Linked DNA regions of Homo sapiens: regions 1, 2, 3 and 5 are each linked to region 4. A link is a contact called in ENCODE Hi-C data. All regions are on one chromosome and are shown on one strand. The core of a region is the stretch at or near the end of the contact, and the rest is flanking DNA. Distances in the headings are between cores, read along the strand shown.

The links. A loop is a pair of places that touch in the nucleus more often than their neighbours do. Pooled maps may share reads with other maps.
Region 1: a loop to region 4 is called in a pooled map, with 4 times the contacts of the local background. The contact joins the promoter of CYRIA here to the promoter of TTC32 in region 4. A Hi-C loop is called at or near these places in 5 of 50 pooled maps.
Region 2: a loop to region 4 is called in a pooled map, with 7 times the contacts of the local background. The contact joins the promoter of DDX1 here to the promoter of TTC32 in region 4. A Hi-C loop is called at or near these places in 6 of 50 pooled maps.
Region 3: a loop to region 4 is called in a map with no recorded cell type, with 10 times the contacts of the local background. The contact joins the promoter of KLHL29 here to the promoter of TTC32 in region 4. A Hi-C loop is called at or near these places in 5 of 37 single-sample maps with no recorded cell type and 9 of 50 pooled maps.
Region 5: a loop to region 4 is called in a pooled map, with 2.2 times the contacts of the local background. The contact joins the enhancer-like site here to the promoter of TTC32 in region 4. A Hi-C loop is called at or near these places in 5 of 50 pooled maps.

The regions. Positions count from the first base shown.
Region 1 is chr2:16,664,455-16,667,154 of GRCh38, forward strand. It overlaps CYRIA (CYFIP related Rac1 interactor A), which reads right to left and starts at 1,380. Exons shown (of 12, transcript NM_030797.4): 1 at 1,326-1,380. RefSeq lists silencers at 1,297-1,346, 1,417-1,586.
Region 2 is chr2:15,590,317-15,593,127 of GRCh38, forward strand. It overlaps DDX1 (DEAD-box helicase 1), which reads left to right and starts at 1,552. Exons shown (of 26, transcript NM_004939.3): 1 at 1,552-1,633. The coding sequence starts at 1,618. LOC124905975 (a long non-coding RNA gene) reads right to left here and starts at 1,453. Exons shown (of 2, transcript XR_007086224.1): 1 at 1,144-1,453; 2 at 1-1,016. RefSeq lists an enhancer at 1,591-1,650.
Region 3 is chr2:23,383,897-23,386,849 of GRCh38, forward strand. KLHL29 (kelch like family member 29) reads left to right here and starts at 1,283. Exons shown (of 14, transcript NM_052920.2): 1 at 1,283-1,884. LINC02923 (long intergenic non-protein coding RNA 2923) reads right to left here. Exons shown (of 6, transcript NR_187213.1): 1 at 1-2,953. RefSeq lists silencers at 1,020-1,369, 1,540-2,399, 2,640-2,759, 2,780-2,949.
Region 4 is chr2:19,900,510-19,903,318 of GRCh38, forward strand. It overlaps TTC32 (tetratricopeptide repeat domain 32), which reads right to left and starts at 1,474. Exons shown (of 3, transcript NM_001008237.3): 1 at 1,197-1,474. The coding sequence starts at 1,345. RefSeq lists enhancers at 435-1,316, 567-756, 897-956, 1,037-1,136, 1,317-2,197 and 1 more.
Region 5 is chr2:16,711,772-16,714,471 of GRCh38, forward strand. No RefSeq gene overlaps it. Among named protein-coding and RNA genes, the nearest start is that of CYRIA, 47 kb to the left of the region's middle. Within about 2 kb of position 1,445, at least 2 of the 41 ENCODE cell types and tissues checked have a DNase peak (open chromatin) inside an H3K27ac peak, as active enhancers do.

The DNA of each region.
Region 1 (2,700 bases), core at 130-2,629, 3.2 Mb before region 4:
GCAACACAAGACAGTCAGAAGCACGCAGGAAAAACAGCCCCTGCTCTGCCTCCTGTCTCCACTGCAAAGCAAGCCCTCGAACCCCAACCAGAGATCAGTGAAAGCCGACAATGATCCACCCAAAGAACTCTGGTACCCAAGCCCAGACCTGGCTAGCAGCCACTCTCCTCCTGCTGCCCCAGCACAAGTCCCAGCCTTCCAGGGTCCCAGATCAGCATTCTGTGCCCTGGGGACTCGACACTGTGCAGATGGCCCAGGTCCCATCCAGAGGAGATAGTGACTGGTGACAGAGAGGAAAGTTTCTAACAGGGAGAAAAGGAGGGTCACAGAGCTTCAGGGGAGATCAGGGCCCTAAACTCCAGCCCCATGACCCTGTCTTGGGTTCCCTGGGGAGCAGGCGGGTAAACAAGGGTGTGGGAGAGGACATCAGGCCCTGGACACAGAAAGATTGCTCCATCAGTTCTGGACCTGGCACCCCCAAAACAGTGGCTGGGGGAATTCTGGGGATGCGTGGGGAAATAGCTTTGGAGGCCTTAAATGACAAAGATCTTGGCCCTGGTCTCTGGGGACACTGGCTAGCGAGTAGGAGCAGCTTGGAGGAGGACCCAGGGACGGGCTGGCCCATTTTGACAGAGAATGTCTCCTGGCAGACAAGACAGGTGTCTCCACCAAAAAGCATGGCTGGCCTGGGACCAGCATTTTGGGAAGTGGGTCAAATTGTTCCCAAAGCTCAGTATTGGAAAAGTGCCTTTTGCCAAACTGGGGTTCTGGGTTCTGGGGGAGGAGAGAGGGTGACGGCAAGGTGTGCTGGGTCCTAGGCACAGCAGCTTTCTGGCTGGCTAAGAACGTCTGTGGCAGGTGGCAACAGAAGGGTCCAGGTGTGCAGGGGCTGGGGAGGGGGCCATCCCTCCCTTTGGGGCTGTAGAGAGTACCCAGGACCCCGGGGCCTCGGGTGGTGGGAAGGGGAGTGTTAGGGGTCCCCTGCAAGAATGGAGCTTATGATACCTGGGGTGGGGGGTAAGTGAGTGAGGGACGAGGGAGGGTGGTCTGGGAAAGGAACACAATCAGGAGGCAGCCCTCTCAGAAAGAGGGCAACGGGGCACAAAGCCGGACCTCTGTCCGGCGATCGCTAGAGAAGGGCTCCCGGACGGTGTCCTCCGCTCTCCCTCCCTCCCAAAGGCTGCAGGGGCGTCCGGGAGGAGAAGGATGGCAGGGAGGCGCCCGCCCCGCCTCGCGGTGCCCCGCGGTGCCCCGTGCAGGCCGAGCCCCGCGCCCGCAGACCCCCGCCCGCGCCCCTGCCGCGCCCCCAGCCGCGCCGCGCTCACCGAGTCGCCGCCGCCCTGCTCTGCCGCCCGCTCCGCCGCCGCCGAGTACGCCTCTCCCGCGGCCGCCGCAGCCTGCGAGACGGCCTCGGAGCCCCGCCCCGCCCCTCCCCGTCCCTCCCCGCCCCGCCCCGCCCCCAGCCCGGCTCGCGGCAGCCGCCCCGCCCCGGCCCCGGGGGATCCCCACCCGCGCTGTCACCGGCCGCGTCCTCACCCTAGCCTGGACAACCCCATCTCTTTGCCCGGCTCTGCTCTCTGCTCCCAGGAGCTGGTGCGGACCCGCCCCAGCACGGTCGCCCCTGCCCCTTCTCAGCCTTGGCCACTTGGCCTTGCCTTCCCAGAGGAAGCCCGAACCAGACCTTTCTGTTTCTGCACACCAAATTCCTCCACACCCACGGTTGCCCTCCAAGAAAAAGAAATCCCCGCAATCTCTAGACGCATATTCACCTTCAAATTAATGCCCAGCCAAATCATCCCAATCCCTAGGCACACTCCAAATTACTTGAGATTCTGAACCCAGTCTCGCTCCCAGTCCCTTTCTGCCCACCCTATTAACAGATCTCCAGCCTTGGGGCCCGCAGTTATCCGATAGGACCACTGTAAAGTCTTCCCAAAGGCTCAATCCAAAACATGTAATTAACCTTAAAGAGTAAGTCTGCAAAAACACTTAAAAAATTCTATGATGCAAAAAGAAAGTAGTGGGTTACAGCGTCATTGACGTGATCATTGTTCTAAAACATCTGCCATGGAGGCTTTTTGCATTAGAGAGAGGGAGATTCAGGAAACCGGAGAGGACTCAGCAGTGCCAAACAGGTTGTGAGTCAGAGCTCCTGTTGAGGGGAGGGAGAGCTCCTGGGGACCCCGGCTTCGGGTGCTTCCTTTCCCAGTCCATCAGCCAGAACATCATGAAACATGTGTTAAATCCCCATAGTGTGCCAAGGTACGTGCCCGAAGCTGCATGGGTTGGGGCCCTGTGTGGGCTGGGATCAGAGGAGGCGGGAAGCATCAGGAGAAGGTGTTCAGGCCCCTCTCCTTTCTGAGATCCAGGGTGTTTCCCCTGGGAGGACTTGTTGCCCAAGCTTCCTTTGCACTCTGAAAGGCTCTCCTGAACTGCCCACAGAGGCTCTTGGTCTGTTTTTTGGCAAAAATTCACAGAGGGCAGGAAGGCACTGTCTAGTTAGAGTGAAATATTTTCCCACTTGGAAGGGGTCCTTAGGACCAGAAGAAACACTTTCCCGTTCTCTTTTTGAGTTTTCCCCATGCCCTAGACCAGCCTCTGTTGTCAATTCCTGCAAAGGTGTTTTTTTTGTTTTTGTTTTTTGAGACAGAGTCTCACTCTGTAGCTCAGGCTGGAGTGGAGTGGTGTGATCTCGGCTCA
Region 2 (2,811 bases), core at 302-2,801, 4.3 Mb before region 4:
GGAGCTTCAGGTGAATCCTGTTACATGTAATAGTAATAACAGAGCTAGTTATATTGTCACCATGTGCTATGCACTATTTTAGATGCTTTATGTATTTTATTTGATCCTCATAACTATCATATGAGAAAGGTACTATTGTTCATCCCTATTTCACAGGTAAGTAAACTGAAGCCCAAAGAAGCTTCATGACTTGTTCAAGGTCACACAGCAAGCAAGTGGCAGACCTAGAATCCAAACTCAGAATATGGTTCCCAACTCTGTACTTCTAACCCTATTCTATCTTTTTTATTTTTTATTTTTTTGAGACAGACTCTCCCTCTGTCGCCCAGGCTAGAGTGTAGTGGCACGATCTCAGCTCACTGCAGCTTTCGCCTCCCAGGTTCATGTGATTCTCATGCCTCAGCCTCCGGAGTAGCTGCAACCCTATTCTTTTTTCTTTTTTTTTTTTTTTGAGACGGAGTCTCGCTCGGTCACCCAGGCTGGAGTGCAGTGGCGCGATCTCGGCTCACTGCAACCTTCGCCTCCTGGGTTCAAGCGATTCTCCTGCCTCAGCCTCCCGAGTAGCTGGGACTACAGGCATGCACCACCACACCCGGCTTCTTCTGTGTGTGTGTGTGTGTGTGTGTGTGTGTGTATTTTTTGTAGAGAAGGGGTTTCACCGTGTTAGCTAGGATGGTCTCGACCTCCTGACTTCGTGATCCGCCTGCCTCGGCCTCCCAAAGTGCTGGGATTACAGGCGTGAGCCCCCGCGCCCGGCCGCTGCAACCCTATTCTATCTTGCCTGAGGGTTCCACTTTTCTCCATGACACTCTGGGGCAGGCTACAGATAGCACAGCACGCGCCCTCGCATTGCGCAGATGTGGCTCAGATCCCACGCTGCCATTCGGTAGATATGTGTCTTTAGATAAGTGACTTAACTTTCCCGAATTTTAGAGTCCTCATCTAAAGATTCTAATACCTTCCTGACAGAGTGAGTGTCTGGTTGGGAGGATTCCTCATTTACTTTCCCCATCTCTCTGCAAAGAGAAAGGAGTTAAAATTGCATGGAAGTCAAACCCGAAATTATAAAAGCGACATCAAACATGGGTGAAGGGAGGGAGACCTAAATCATTACTTAGTTTAAAAAAAAAATGTAACAAATACCTACTGGCTGCCAGGCACTCACTGGCATTGGTGCTCAGGGCAATGAATCCAGTCCATCTCTCCGGGTCATTCACACACCAAGGCCCTGCTCACCTTTGGAAAGCTGGGGGACTGAGTGGGGAGGGCACGGTGTGGTGTCAGCCTGAGCCCACTGGATGACCCTAATCACCAAACATCTGCTTCCTTCTCTGTAGCTGTGACCCTGATACCGCGTGGTGTGCTCCGAACACATGGTGCCCAGAACGAAGGCGGCGTCCAGAAGCCCTAGGTCCCAGAGGTCCGCTCAGCGGCAGGCGCATAAGGCGGGGCCGGCGCGGGCCTTTCCTTCCATCGGAACCGTTCTCCCGGGGCTGAGTCCCTGCCCGGACTCCGAACGCCGAAGACCAGGGGCCGGAAGCGCGCGCCGCCACTGCCACGCCGTGTCAGTCGGGAGGGAGGGAGCGAGCAGGCGAAGCCGCGGAGGACGGGGTGAAGATGGCGGCCTTCTCCGGTGCGTTTGTGGAAACTCTGGGGGTGGTGGGGCGGCTTGTTGCACGCCTCAGCCCTGGGGCCGCCCGCGGAGAGCTAAAGGGGCGGGAGCGGACAGGGGTCAGGGAGACAGAAGGGCGCTGTCCGCTGCAGTCCCTGATGGACCCGCGTTGCGGGATCAGGGGCGGCCGCGGCTCGGGTTCGGAGGACGATTCTTCCCAGGAGCGGGCCGGAACGTCCCTCCCCCTGCCCTTTCCCTTCTACCAGTCTCCACTTGGCTTTCCTGCCAGTGCACCTTCGGCTGCAAAATCTAGGCGGCGGCGTTGCTCTGGCGGCTCCCAGACGCCTGGGCCTCCTGCCTCTTAACGTGGCAGTGACCCTTTGGGAACCCTTTTCTGCCCGCGGCTCATCTGGGCTTGGCCAGGCAGAGAGGCGAGACGGCGTGGGGAGGAGTCATTGGGGAAAAATGACGATCCTGCCTCTGTCCAGTTTTTTCAGGCCCTTCCAAAACGTCCCAGGCATAAACCTGATCTTTATTTGTTCTTAAACGTTGTTATATCAACATTAATGTTCAGTGTTGAAGCTAAAGGGAAAGCATTTTCATTAACGTACGCACCAGTCCAACATAAGTTTGGAAAATTCATATTTATTTGCCGTCTGCTACCCTCCTTTATTCCAAATATGATTTGATATGGCTTATCGAACCCTACAGTTGATATTTTCGCCTCTTGCTTTATCATCCTCCTGTTAGGCATCCAGTTTTAGGAAGCTGTAATCAGCCTTAAATGCGCTAAACGTGATACATTTATGTAGCACTTATGTAACGTTTATTGCTATATAAATGTATCACGTTAGGCCTAATGTCCTTTAATGTTATTAACTTTTTAAGATGACTTCAGATGTAGTATTTTATATTTTTTAGTTTTCTTCTGTAAGAATATTAGGAATTCCATATCTCCAGTCATGTAAGATATTTTTTTTCTTTTTTGGGGGGGAGAATGGGGGGGTGGGGGGATGTAGTCTCCTTCTGTCGCCCCAGCTGGAGTGCAATGGTGTGATCTTGGCTCACTGCAGCCTCCACCTCCCAGGTTCAAGCAATTCTCCTGCCTCAGCCTCCTGAGTAGCTGGGATTACAGGCGCCTACCACCATGCCCTGCTCATTTTTGTATTATTAGTAGAGACGGGGGTTTCACCATGTTG
Region 3 (2,953 bases), core at 33-2,532, 3.5 Mb after region 4:
CGTGCGCTGAGTTTACAGCCAAGGAGAGCAGAGGCCTGGATCAGACATCACAGGGGGGGAGCTGAGAAGAAAATATTTACCGGCTCAGTCCTCCTTGGCCCTGGTAGATGGAGGCAAGGACTGGCAAAGCCCTCCCCAGGCCAGCTCCTCCCAGCTGGGCCCCCACAGCCAGCTCCCCACACTACCTACAGCACCCCAACTCCAATTTCTAGCAAGGCCTCAGGCCTCAGGCCTTTACCCGGGGGAGCGGAGGGAGGGTGGAGGATGAGGATTGGGCCCTCAGGCCTTTACATTCAGACAGGGGTGGAGGAGGAGGGCAGGTACAGATATTTCCTCTGAAACTCAAAACCAGGTAAAGGGGATGTAGGGGAGGAGGGAGAGGTCGGGGAATAAAAACCAGATTAGGAGAGCGGTCGGGGTGGAGAAGACTGTGCCCAGAGTGAAATATTCTAGCATAATGGAAAAGCCCTCATTGGGGGTCCCACACGCCTCTGGCCAAATCTCTTCTATTAGGGTTAGAAGTTAGGGTCTGTGTAGACAGCATGTGTAGACCGAGAGGTGGTGGGACTGAGAAGTCAGTGTAGACAGTGTGAGAGAGAGCGAGCTGTGGTGGGGGTGAGTAGTCGGTATAGACATCAAAGGCTGGTCAGGCTGTTAAACAGAGAAGGCTTCCTGGATTCCTAAGGGTCAGTATGAACAGAAAAGTCGCGCGCCCCAGGAGAGGCAGGGCTGACTCAGAAGGCTGGTGGACACTTTGCAGGGCTCTCCCTGGTCCTTCAGAGGTGTGGACAATTCCTGCTCCTTTCCAAGGCTGGAGTGTCATAAAGAGGGCGGAAGCTGAAAGACGATTGGACTTTTTCCTTCTCAAACTTTTCCGCCAGTTTCCTCAGGTGTTGAGAGCAGACGGGGAGCTCGCCTCAGTCCCGGGCCCCCAACCCTGGGCCAGCAAGGCCAGGAGGCCACGGCGGAGCAGCCCGTGCCACGCGCCGTGCGTCTGCCGGGCGCGGCCGCGGAGCCAGGCGAGCCGGGGGCCACCGCGGGGGGCGGGGGCGGCGGACGGACGGACCGACGGACACACCCGCGAGCACTCCAACCTCGGACCCGGCGCGCGGCAGCCGGGAATCCCTCGGGCCGGGGAAACTGCGCACGGGGCCCGGCCTGGCCGGGCCGGGCCAGAGGGCCCCGCCTCCCCCACCCGCCACCCCCGCCCACTCGGGCGCCCGTGATTGGCTCCGCCCGCCCCTGGCTGCGCGCCGAAGCCCGCCTCCCTCGCAGCTAAAGCAGACGGTACCCGGAGCGGAGCGAGCCAGAAGGGAGCATGGTCCCCGCGCCGCGGCCGCGCCAGCCCCCGCGCCGCCGCCGCCGTCCCCGCCACCGCGGATCTCGCCGCAGCTCCAGCCCCGGCCCCGGCTCCGCAGCGCCCGTCCGCAGCCCCGGCGGTCGCCGCGCTTGAGCGCAGCCCCCGCCCGGAGCCCGAGCCGCGAGCCCGGAGCCAGCCCCAGCCCCGCGGCCGCCGCGGCTGCGGGGAGAGGGCGGGGGCGATGCTGCCGGAGCCGCCGCCGCCGCCGCCGCCTCGATGAGAGCCGCGCCGCACCGCTCATAGCCGCACAGGCTGACAGGCAGGAGGACCGACTTCCCTCTCCCGGGCATCCTCCCTGGGCTGCCGGGAGGCGGCGGCGGCGGAGGAGGAGGAGGAACGAGGGGAGAAGGCGGAGAGCAGGAACGCGAGGAGGAGGACCTGGATCCGTTTCCTCCGGCCAGGACCCGAGCGGCCCCAGCCACCGCTACCCGCCGGCGCTGTCCGCTCTCCATCAGCCCTCCTGCGCCCACCCGCGACCCCGGGCTCTCTGCGCGTCGGGCCGGGGCCGGAGCCGCGCGCCGGAGGTAAGAGCCGGGCCGGGCTGGAGCGCCTCGGATGCGGCGCCGGAGGGAGACCCAGGTCCTGGCCGCCGCGTGGGGCCGGGCCGGGCCGGGCGTGGGAGCGGGGCCGGAACCCGGAACCCTGGGCTCGGCTTCGGCGGCGGCGGCGGCGACAGGAGCCTCCCGCGTCTGGACTCGCAGGCTGCAGGAGCCCTTGCGCCTGCGCTGCTCCAGGGGGAAAAAAAGGGGGGGAAAAAACTTCCTGCCCCCGGGTGTGTATGCACCGGGGCTGCCTGGGGCCACTGTCACGGTGTTCGGAGGTGCTGGAGGCTTGTGTGACCCCTGGCCGGAGCAGCCCCCCTGCTGGGCCCGGCGGCGCGCGCCCCTCTCCAGGCCACGTTCCCCTGAGCGGCCCAGGGCCCCGGCCGGGCAGGAGACCTGGAGGCGACGGAGGGCTGGCCCCCAGGGGCGGCCGCGCGCACTGTCCTTTGGGGAGGTGCGCGCCTCTGTGCAGCGAGAAGCCAGGTTGGGGTTTTCTGCCCCTCGCGTCCTCTGATCTCGCATTTGGGGACTGGGTCTCTTTACTCAATCCCAAGTAACTTTCGAGGTAGATGAGCTCGAAAACCGTCGGGAGGGAACCCGCACAGACCTTATTGTGACCCACCCCACCCCGACACACACACGCACACTTCCCTTGACACCTTGTGGGTGCCAGCGTGTTGTGGGGGGACGCGGAAAGGAGAGCTCACGGGGACGGCGAAGCGGCCAGGAGGTGGTGTCGTTGGGGAGGGGTTGTTGATGTGTGGGACAGGGTGGACCTGGAGATGTGTAGTGTGGGAGTGTGAACGCGCGCCCCGATGGCCTCGGGGGGCCGGGGGAGCCCAGGGCTCGCGTCCCGGTCTCCGTGGCCTGGAGCGGGCTGAGAGCGCTAGGGTTATCTGCGGTCGCCGCGCGGGTGCCCGCGCTGGGCAGCGTCGGCCCCGGGCCCCAAGGGAGGGACGTGCTCGCCTGGGGCCGGAGCGCGGGGCTGGGAGCCGGGGTAGGTCGGAGGTGGCTCTTAGGGCAGGTCGCCTCTGCGTTGCCTGGGGAAGGC
Region 4 (2,809 bases), core at 224-2,723:
AACAGACAACTCACAACTATTCAAAAAGCTGTTCAACCAACCCCTCTGTTCTTTTCTCATCCTGATCCACTCCATACCATCAACAAGCCCAGTCGAGGCAAGACTTGGAGTAAAAACAAATGCTACACATCCAGGCACAAGCCGAAAAGATGCTTTGGGCAAGCAGACAGTAACAGGTGAAGCCGCTCACATCACAAAGAGAAAGTCAGCGAATCGTTATGTGCTTCCTGGTGAAAGTACACACACCCACCTAAAAAGTATTCTTGCCATGATATTGAATCTGAATTCAATTGGATCAAACCTCAAGGTTTAACCACCAATTCACAGCAATATGAGACAGATGACCACATTAAACGACAGAAGAGATTCAGTCAGCAAGTCCAAAACACGGAAATTCAAAGGACACAAGAATCGGTTTCCTCAACAAATAAAGAGGGGAAGGTGGAGAAGAGACTTAAAAAGACTTGATGTGTATCCTGACTTGAACTAACTGCGAAAAGGGAACCAAAGAACAAAACACCTTATTAGTCGATCAGAATGGTTCCAACACTGACGACTTGATATTAAGTAACTATGTGATGATGACATGGTGGTTCCTTCTGAAACATCCATGGATGAATACAATAGGTAAACTGATAATGCTTAAGCCAAGTGATAAACACCTAGACGTTCGTTATGCTCTCTTCCACATATTTAAACGTTTTTCACAAGTGAAAAACACCACCAAGAGCCTGCGCCGTGACACTGAGATGGGAGTCGCGGTACTGTGGCCCTACGCAGCCGTGACCCCTTCCCTTCCCAGGTCGCGGATTTCCCGCCAGCTAAAATCACGAGTGGAAAATTCCTATCTGTCCTAAGTCTCTGGGTGCGAATGAGGAACGTGGAAGGAGAGACGGCGGGGTGAGAGGCGGCGGCCCGCGCCCGAGGATCGCGCAGAGGGCTTGGTTCCCGGAAATCTCTCCGCACCGTCGCGGCAGCTGGCTCCTCACGGGTGGGCTTCTCCCCGCGTTCTCCGCCGCCCTCGTCCTAGGCCTCGCCTAGGCCTTTCTAGAAAGACGAACGTCCGCCCGCTCAGTCCTAGTGCTGGGTTATGACAAGCGCCGACCGTGAGCTCCAGAGGCAAAGATAGGAGCCCAAACAACCCCAACGTCGCCTCCACCCGGGGTCGCCGCGGCCCCAGGTCTCGCGATAGTTACCTCCCGGGACTCTCGTCGCTGGAGGCCGCGCAAGCGCACCGGCGAATGTAAGCGGAGTACAGTGCCTCGGCCTCCGCGTACTCTCCATTGTTGAAATGAGCCTGGGCGAGTGTTAGGGTTGCGTGGCTTTCTTGCCGCTGTCCTTCCATAGCAGCCAAGGCCTAGTTTTCGGTGTAGAATGGGGGTTGACCTCCGAGCGGTTAGAGGTGGCACCACAAAGCCACTTCCACACCCTGGAATCTACCTTGACAGCCAACCTTGGCGCTAGGTTTGTGCCTTATGGGGATCCGTCGTCTCGCGAGATAACGGTTCCGCTGCTGGCGGGGCGTTTGCAGTGGCCCTTGTGAACTATGTTTCTGCCGTTACCAGTGTTGGACCCGCCTTCCTCTTTTCCTAGAAAAGGCGCAGATGCGTGGTCGCAAACTGATTTCCAAGTCCGTTGTCTGATGCTGCGAGACACTATCCGTTTGTTACAGCGAATTGGGGGCCGATGACGCTGGAGGTGGAAGAAGCCGCGGTTCTGTTTCTTAATGGCGAATTAGCCTGCGGACGTCCTGTCATTCCCTTGCCTTTTAGCGTCCCAACTTAGCAAAACTCCGCGTTTAGGGTGTTCTGAGTAGGCTTTGTCTACCCTGAAACGCTTTGTGTCGACATTCCACCAGGTCTGTTCCACGGTCCAAACTTCTCTACCTTTTTTGACCCTCTAGAATTGTGTTACGATTAGTAGTATATTGTGTCGAGAGTCTGGGATCTTTGATGTTAGTTATATTCCCTGGCTGTTTATGCCAAAGGGAAATCCAAATAGTAATTTATTACGTACATTACGTATAATTCAAATTAAAATTTTGTAAGAACAGTTGCCAACCACGCTACCCTACATGCCTGCTGTGTATCTTCTCGGCGTCCCTCGATTCTGTTTTGCTTCCCAAAGTACTTGAGCCCTTTCCGTCATAAAAAGTAAAGATGAAAAATATATTTGGAGCATGATACTTACATGCGGAAGTCTTAACAGGACATAAATTGTGTGCTTTTGGCTGCTTTCATTAGATTTTTAATTTTTTCCTTTTACCACCACTGAAAAAAATACAAATACAGTGGATTAAGGTTAAATTAAAAAGCACTAGTAGAAATTAAAAGATTGCAAGACTACAAAAAAATAAACTGGCATTTCTGGTGTAAGCAAATGGACAGCTCAATAGAACAAAAGCCCAGAAACATACCTCAAATAGGCTGTATTTTGTAAAAGACATGTAACATATATGGGGAAAGGACAGATTATTCAAATGAGTGCTATTGGGAGGATTAGTTAACCATTTGGGGAAAAATACATTTAAGCATTTAAGCTCCCAATTGACATAATATTCATTCCAGGTGAATTAAAAGATTAAATAAATAAGATAAAAAGCTTTTTTTTTTCAGTTCCCATTTATTTTTGCCTCTTGGAGCAATGTCATCTTTTCAATATGAAAAAAACAAAACAAAAAACAAATCTGAAGTACAGGATAGAACAAAACCAAGTGTGTTGGGGGAAGCAACAGCAAAGGGAAGACAAGATGTTGCAAAAAAAAAAATGGAGGGGGGATTCCCCTCTCCTCTGGGGAATGACTCAAACA
Region 5 (2,700 bases), core at 195-2,694, 3.2 Mb before region 4:
AATCAAGATTTTCTACATTACCATCTTTCTCCCATTCTCCTCTTTTCTTCTTCCTTTTGCTTCCTCTTCCTACACCTGGCCAATTTATTTCGATCTCAAAGAACTCTAAAGTAAACAAAGGATATTACCCATCTAGGTAATACCTTTCCATACTACAATGGCATAGGCTGTTTTGTGAAGTAGGGAGCTACTTTAAGAAAGTGGCATGCTGTGGTCAAGAGCTTAGGTTCTTGGGTAATACTATATGGGATTTAATTCCATTTCTACCACTTAGAAGCTATGTGGACTTGAACAATTTACTTAAACTTTCTATGTGTATTTTTCTTCATTTGTGAAATAGGGGTGATGGTACCTATGTCATTGGGTTATTACAAGGATCACACAAATTAAAATGGGTAAAGTGCTTAGATGGGTGCCTCGTACTCAATATTGAGTTAGCACTCAACAAATGTGAGCTACTGTTTACATACAGGCTTTCAAGCAGATGGCTGATGGCCTTCCTTCCAGGATGTGGTACCAGGGATTTTGTGTCTCCAGGAGGTGGGTGGGGTAATTTCTGAGGCCCCTTCTGACTCTGACATTTTAGGATTTTATAACTAGTGGGACTTAATGATTTTGGGGGTTGTTATCTCCAGAGGTGAAGGGGAAACAGAAGTACTTGTTCTTGATTCACAGGAAGCTGAGGCATGTTTAGGAAAATAAATAAAATTGGGTTAAAAAGTAAAAAACACTTCAATTTTGAATAATCTCTTTTTTTAAACACCAAAACTTCTGATTTTCTGGCTCAGGTTTCCTATTCAGATTTTAATTTTTTAGAGAATTCATCTTTGGTTATACAAGCAGCATGATATAGAAAAAAGAGCACGTTTTCAGAGTTAATTCTAAATTTAACCTTCTACCTTTCTATTACCACAGAGTGGCTGAATGTCTCTAAGCCTCAGTTTCCTCAATTTAAAGAGAGAAATAATAATTCTACCTTGCGGTGTTATGTGAGAATTAAGTAAAATAATCTACATAAAAGTCTCAGCCAGGTGAAAGGATGTTATCCTTCTGTACCTGTCCTGCTGAACTGCAATTGCTAGCTCTGCTTGCTCCCATTTCCTCCCAGATTCCAAAAATATCAATGCAGATGGCTCTTTTTGAACCTGGGGAAAGTATATTATATATTTGCAGTAGTAGGTCCTGCTATTAGATGATATTTATAACTCTGCTGAAACCAGACTTATTACTTGAATTAACAAAAAAAAGTACAGTAGTTTCTACAGGTTCTAAAAATATTACTCAGAAATAATGCTCTTTCCAGACCCCTAATGCTGAGTAAGGTAAACCTAACCTCTCAGTTTAATAGGCTGCTGATAATCCCTCTATGCCAATGGGAAAATTAGCTAGTGCCAGGGTATTTTTAACTGGTCTGAACAAACACATCTTCATTTGCATCTAGCAAGATGTAACCTTAGCAACAGTGTGTATTTTTGGACTGCTTTTCATTTAATGCAAATGAAGCACCACCGATACACCCGGAATCTGATGACAGAATTCAACGTGACCAATTCATGTGTCTGAGGGCTCCAAGTGCCTTGCCGGCCCCATCAAATTCTGATTTCCTGTCACCGGTATGAATCAGTATGGCCCAAACTAAAATTATTTTAGAGTATCGATTTTTCATGTTTACTTTCTTTCATGTTTTACTGTCACTCGTATTATAAATGACCTGGAGTGTGGGAGAAGCTGTTTATTGTGTAGTGGGCTTAAGTTTCACATTGTGACAGATTATTAAAAATGTGGTTATCTCCTTCTGAACTGTTACCTGAGGGCAGTTACCTGCCATGTCTGAACCACAATGCCTTCTCTTAATACAAAACAGAGGCGATCATTAATTTGACAGTTTTCCTCCCTTGTAACATTGCATTAAATACCATATTTGAAACTGATTTTTTGAGTTTATCATTATTACTTTTTAATTGTATGTATTATGTACTTATTGGAGATGATGTGATACTGTGATATATGTTTATATTATGAAATGATTACCTCAAGCTGATTAACAAAGCCATTATCTCACATACTCATTATTTTCTTTGAAAGTGAAAACATTTAAATTCTACTCTTTTAGTATTGCTAAAGAAGCAGGAGGGACATTAGTTTAAGGGCATGCTTCATCTTGCCTGCCATGATGACTGTTAGATAAAATCACTGGTACTTTGAACCGAACCAGTTTCTTTTGTAGGGCTGGAAATGGAGATGAAGAAAATTGGTCTTCCTGAAGACTGCTCTCTGCAGCCCTTTGTAGTTGACAGTTGGTTTGTACTCCTATGTTTGAGCAATTTAAAGATGGACATACAATAATTCTCATTTCCACCTAAAGGAGAGGAACAAAACAACCTGAGTAACAGAGGGCTTTGGCAGTCCTGTTGGAAAAATGGAAGCTTCCCTAGCACTGGTTTCTCAGTCTTTTGCCTACCACTGCCATAGCCAGCTCTTCTTCAATCTTGTTTAACTACTGTATGTTAGAATAAGTGAATACACGAATGTATGATAAGCAATTTGTCATCATGACTCCCTAGTCAAAGAATCACACTTGGTTATACTGTCCCACCAACCATGAATTGGAACAGAGGGCTCAGGAGTAAAAATTTGAGAATGTGTAAGTATCTGTGTGTGTGTATGCACGTGTGTGTGTGGCTCTTATGTATGTGCTTG